Linked DNA regions of Homo sapiens: region 1 is linked to region 2. A link is a loop called in an ENCODE intact Hi-C map of the cell type or tissue named here. Cell type or tissue: endothelial cell of umbilical vein. All regions are shown on one strand. Each heading gives the region's core, and the rest is flanking DNA. Links, peaks and the distances in the headings are about the cores only. Region 1 has its middle 62 kb from the start of GJA5. Region 2 has its middle 25 kb from the start of GJA8.

Region 1 (2,916 bases), core at 108-2,607, 56 kb after region 2:
ACTGAGGCAGGAGAATCGCTTGAACCCGGTGGGCAGAGGTTGCAGAGAGCTGAGATTGTACCACTGCACTCCAGCCTGGGTGACAGAGCAAGACTCCATGTCAAAAAACAAAACAACAACAAAAAACTTCTATTCATGTTTTATGTAAGGTTTAGAAAATGGCAGTTGTCCACATAGGTGGGAGAAGCGCTGATGGAGATGAAGAGTATTGAACTTCAAGCTATTCCTCAGCAGTTGGACCATGTAGAACCTGGGGCAGAGAATCGATGCCTGGGATTATTCCTGGGCTTTAGCCCCAGCCTGAAATGTGACTCAGGGACAGGAATCCAGTGTCCCAGGTGCAGAAAATGTTTAGTCCTCTCTGGAGAACTGGGAAACTAGAATAAAGCTTAATCAGAAGCCCAATTCAAGAGGAGCTACAACTCAGGGAACAATTCAGGAGCCCAGGAGTCAGCCCCACTCTATCTAAGGCAGTGTTGGTCCTGTTCCTTCACTCAGCATTTACTAAGCATCTACCTTTTGCTAGACATGGGGCACTGTACAGGGGGTCAAAGATAGATTAGTTAAGATCCTGACCTCAAAGACATGCAGGTATATGGAGAGAGTGATCAAAATTAAGTACCAGATTGGGGTGGGAAGTGTAATAATAACAGCAACCATTTATTGAGTACTTACTATGTTTCAGGTCTGGTACTAAGCTCTTTATACATATTATCTCACTCCTCACAATAACCCCAAGAGGTAGGTATTTATTGTTCCCATTTTACTGCAAGATGATATGACTTGTTCAACGTCACATAGCTAGACTCCAAAGCTCGTGCTTGTGCAAACATACTTTCAGCCTCTCAGGATGGATCTGAGAAATGGAGCAGGGCTAAAAAGAGGGAAATGGTTAATTGAAGGGCTGGAATATAGTATTCAGAGGCAGGAATTGACTGGCCTCTTTAACTGATGCTAACTGATGTATATTTTCCATACCATTCTTATCCCCCTAAGAGTTAATTCTGATAAAGACAGGTAAGAGCTTGGGCCCTGCAGTGATGAAAATGGAAGTAGGGGAAGAGGGAAGCCAGTGATGGGGAGGAGATGTAGGAGGAAAAAAAAAAAAAACACACATGTGTTTGAGACACGCAATTTTGCTAGACTTACAGTTTGTCAAGGGCTGGCCGTGGCTATAGATAAGACTTATCCAGCAATTGAGAATTTGAGAATTAAGCCAGCTAAGATGGGTGTCACTGTGCTTCTTAGCCTGGTCAAGCTGGAGCCATTCCATTTGTGGAAGAAGGGGAAGCTCTAGAGAATTCTCAGTGGATTTATTAGCTCTATGAAGAATGGTGTTAACTAAAGGGAAACAATTGTTCAGGTCACACAGTCTGGACTTCAATGTCAGATTTATTAAGTAATTAACTGTGACTCACTCAATGAACATCTGCTAGTTGAATTGTTTATTGGAAGGCACAGTCCTTGCCCTCAAGCAGCCTGTCTCTGAGATGGTAGGAAGGTAGGGCAGAGGGGAATGGGGATAACCAGTCTTTCTGCTTTGGCTAAAGGATGTAAGAAATGAGATAAAAATGAGCCACAGCATTAAACTACCCCAAACAAAATAATGATATGGCAATTTGACTTATTTCTCAACCTTGCATCTGTTTATGTTTCTATTTTTGGAGGATTCTCCCTCCATTCACATCACTTGGACATACTGACCACTTTCCAGGCATCTCAGCTCAGCAACACCCAGAGTGTGTGTCATAAGATCTGTGGGTCTGAGGAAATGGCAACACATGCAACAAAGGACTAAAATGTTCCAGGCTACTTGGCAAAGAAAGGTCAGCCCATGACCGAATGGGACTTAACATTGTTGGCAACAACTCTAAAAACCCTTAGTGATCAGCGAATGAAGAAGGTGTCTGTGATGACTATGCTGTTTCCAACAGTCCCAATGTCAAATTATCCAGGACTTTTTGCTGAGTTTTCTTTCTTTTGATGTAATTTCATTCTTTAAAAAGATAGTTCTTTACATACATAACTGAATGTATCTTAATTATTTTGCCTTTGAAGGACTTGTCACATAAATAAATTAACATATCTGAAAAGAAAAAAACCCATCCGTATGGTGAGGCCATGCATTCCAGTCTTTGGTTTTGGAAAATTTGGTTATGGGAGAGTTAGGAAATCAAAATCCTTTCTTGTTGTACCTAGAAGAGGCAGCTCCTTGTCAGCAATGTAGTTTAGGGGAGAGTAGAAGTTAGAAATGGGATCTAGGAGTTTTGACACAGTGGCTTCCCAGAGCAAGTTCTGGGATTACAGTCAGGTTGAGAGAAGTTGGAAAGGGACCTAACAAATATCCATGGAGCCTCTCCCTTGTGCCTGGCTCTGACCAGGTGCTTCACATGCAACTTCATTTGATCCTCACTTCTGCCCTCTGAGGTGGGCATTATTAATCCAAGTTATAGATAAAGTCACTGAGGCCCACTATTAGTACCCTTTGAAAAGAACAAACAGTGGATTTCAAAAGTTCAAAATTTCTTTTATACAAAGCATACCTATTAAAAAATACATTTTTCTAGTGCAAAAAGAAAGATGTCAGGGAAAGATTAGCTTGCTTAGAAGAGATAAGCCCTCATTCTCTGCTCACGCCACAATTCTCACTCTTTCCCCAGTAAATCCACAGGTGATACGTCATTGGCTTCATGAGAGCTTTGGAGATGATCTTACATTTGCACCTTCTTCACACCCTAAAGGGAGCTTTGAATCTCCCCCACGGTTCCCATATCTTGCATGTGAGTTATTTGAGATAACTCTCTGGAATTAGCTGATAAATCTTTCCTGGAAGCTTCTGCTTTGACTCAAGAGGAACTAAATAAAAGCTTTCAGAGTGCCATTGTGTATTATCCATGCTGTTTCACAGGAATCCCA
Region 2 (2,916 bases), core at 209-2,708:
CCTCCTGAGTAGCTGGGACTACAGGCATGTGCCACCACACCCAGCTAGTATATATAGATATATATATATATATATTTTTTTTTTTTTTTTTTTTTTTAGATATGAGGTTTTGCCATCTCGCCCAGGCTGGTTGCAAACTCCTGGGCTCAAGCAATCCTCCTGCCTCGGCCTCCCAAAGTGCTGGGATTACAGGCACGAGCCACTGTGTGGGGCCTTTTAATGGGTAAACTTTACTGTGTGGAAATTATACCTCAATAAAGGTTATTTAAAAACACGACCTTATGAGGGTAGATATTTATTACCCTATTTCAAAGGTGGGAAAAGTAGGATCACAGAGGTGATACTATCTTGCCTAAGTTCACACATCAAGTGAGTGGCAAGGCCGGAATTTGAACCTCCATATGTTGTTGATGCCAAAGGCCATATTCTGTTATACAAATAATTTAAAAATGATTGTGCAGGTGTATATTACTTATACATGCAGGTATATTTCATTTCTTAAACTAGCATGGAAGCTCCTCAAAGGCAAGGACTTTCCTATATACCTCTTTTCTAGTTCCCCAACTGGCTTGCAGAATGCTCTGTAGCAGAGTCAGGAAGTCTGTAGACCTGAGCTTGTCCATCACTTGTGTGTGCGGTGACTTTGAAGGGATTGTGGGGTGTGTCAGGGATATTGATCCCCTCTGTCCTCCAGGCATCTTGAGTCTCTGGGCTTATGGACCTGGCTGACATCAGCTTTATGTGCTGTACAAATATGATCATTTTCTAATCCCTGAAAAAGGTGAGGAAGCACTGACTTGGACAAGAAGTGCTATTGAAATTTGAAAGGAAGAGGAGGTAGCTCTGGCTGAGATGCTCTCGGTTGAGAACCTATGGGGAAAACCTTGCTAATCAGTGAAGAGGGAAGGGAGTATGTGGAAGGGGAAGAGAAGAATGGATTGGACTAAACTGGGCTTAACATATGTTTGGGGACAGTGGGCAGGAAGGTCAGGCTGGATCTGGGGGTATGGAGATGTATTCCAGAGGGGGATGGACACTTTCCTGGTGAGGGCCTGGCCTCTGGGCTAAGGAGTTGGAATATGCTCAGCAGCACAAAGCCTCCTGGTCCAATTTCATCCAGGAATTGTGTGTGGGTGTGTGTTTGTGTGTGTTTTGTGTACGTGTGCACACGCGTGTAGGAGGATGGGGATATGGAAGGAAAAGTGTGTATGTTTAAGAATAATGTGCTGTTCCTGGACTTTATGGCTGAGGGTCGTTCTGGATGCTGGAAGTGCCAGGCCCTCACCCTGGAGGCTCTGGGGAAGTCTGGCTTTCCTTTTCACACAGTATTTTTTTTCCCCAGCCCCTAGCTCTTTTCCCCCCGGGGGGAGGACATCTGTGGGGACGGTTCCTGTTTCCCCACCATTGCAGGCCCTGGCCTTCCTGAACATGATATGATTGTTTCTCTGGGCACAGTGCAAAGATGCCAATGGAGAACGGAAGTATCTCATGCCTTAGCAATTTTTTTTAAGGCAAAAAAGAAAAGGCTATTGAACTTGGGAACCCTGGACCTGAAGTCCTCTCTTCCTGGTGTGGAAGTGGGGACATTGTACAGGGTCTGCCAATCAGCCCTGTGGGCCAGATCTCCAACAAGGGAAAGATTTGACTCCCACCCATCCCCTAAGCAGTAACACTGGCACTAAATTCCTTCCTGTTCTCAAACTGCTACTATATATTTATGCACTGCTCCCTTGGGAATCTTGGGACATGGAAATGGAGAACTTTGTTCTCTTTCTCACCTTCCTCACTTTTCATATCCTCATCCCTTTTTAATATTCTTTCATTCATTCACTCATTTATTCCCTTGTTCAGCAAATATTTCTTGAGTACCTACCTGTGGTATAATAAGAAATACATTTGGTTTTTGTCCCTTATTCCTGGCACAGAGCTCCTAAATCCCTTGGAAGTTCCAGAATTATAGGAATGTCCTTTGTTATGCATATGGAGCCCTTTCAGTCCCACTGGAGTTTATGCTGATGATGTGATTTAGGGTTAGGGACCCCTAGATAGCCTCAGGATGGGGCTGCTTACCAGAAGGACAAAATGATTAGAAGGTTGGTACTTTCAGTCTCACCCACTGACTTCTTGGCAGAGGGGAGGGGACTGAAGATTAAGAAGCTCTATAAAAACTCTTAAAGAACAAGATTTGATGAGCTTCCAGGCTGCTCAACACCTGAAGGTGCCAGGAGGGTGGTGGCCTCTGAGAGGAACAACCATCTGGTTGTTCCTGAGTTAGATCCTTTATAACAAACCAGTAAACATAAGTAAAGTGTTTCCCTAAGTTCTGTGAGCCATTCTAGCAAATTATTAAAACTGAGAAGAAGGTTGTGGGAACCTCTGATTTATAGCTGGTTGGTCAGAAGTATCAGAGGCCCAAACTTGCAATTGGCATCTGAAGTGGGGAGATAGTCTTGTTGGAATGAGTCCTTAACTTGTAGGATCTGACATTAACTCCAGGTAGATAGTGGCAGAATGGAATTAAATTGTAGGGCTTCCATCTGGTGTTCAGAGAGTTGGAGAATTGTAGAAAAAACTCATACATCTTGGGCCAGAAGTGTGTGAGATGGTGGAGAAACAGTGTGTGTGTTTTCCCAGACTACTTTGTGACAGGTATTGTGTTAAATACTAACAATATAGCAGTGCTTAAGGAAAACCTCCCATCCTTGACCTCAGTCACTTATAGCCTGATGGAAAAGATCCATTATGTTCAGACATGGTTATACCAGGCATGGAAAGACAGAAAGTACATAAAAAGAGAAATGGCAACATAAAGAAGCATATCTCAGAGCTCTATGTAACCTGAATTTGTGTCTAATTCACCTTTTTGTTTTGTTTTGGTTTTTGGTTTTTTTTTTTGAGACGGTCTCGCTCTGTCAC

Evidence for each region. Peaks named below come from ENCODE experiments on the same cell type or tissue, not always from the same donor. Only the 100,000 strongest peaks of a DNase experiment are listed, where the experiment ranks them.
Region 1: it touches region 2 in a loop (3-fold over the local background); 9 of 110 quality-filtered maps call a loop at or near these places.

Annotation. Positions count from the first base shown.
Region 1 is chr1:147,820,923-147,823,838 of GRCh38, reverse strand. No RefSeq gene overlaps it. Among named protein-coding and RNA genes, the nearest start is that of GJA5, 62 kb to the right of the region's middle. In endothelial cell of umbilical vein, for the core only: no CTCF peak of the experiment used is centred there; DNase peaks (open chromatin) are centred at 1,388 and 1,678.
Region 2 is chr1:147,876,752-147,879,667 of GRCh38, reverse strand. No RefSeq gene overlaps it. Among named protein-coding and RNA genes, the nearest start is that of GJA8, 25 kb to the left of the region's middle. In endothelial cell of umbilical vein, for the core only: no CTCF peak of the experiment used is centred there; a DNase peak (open chromatin) is centred at 1,407; H3K27ac peaks cover 1,688 bases.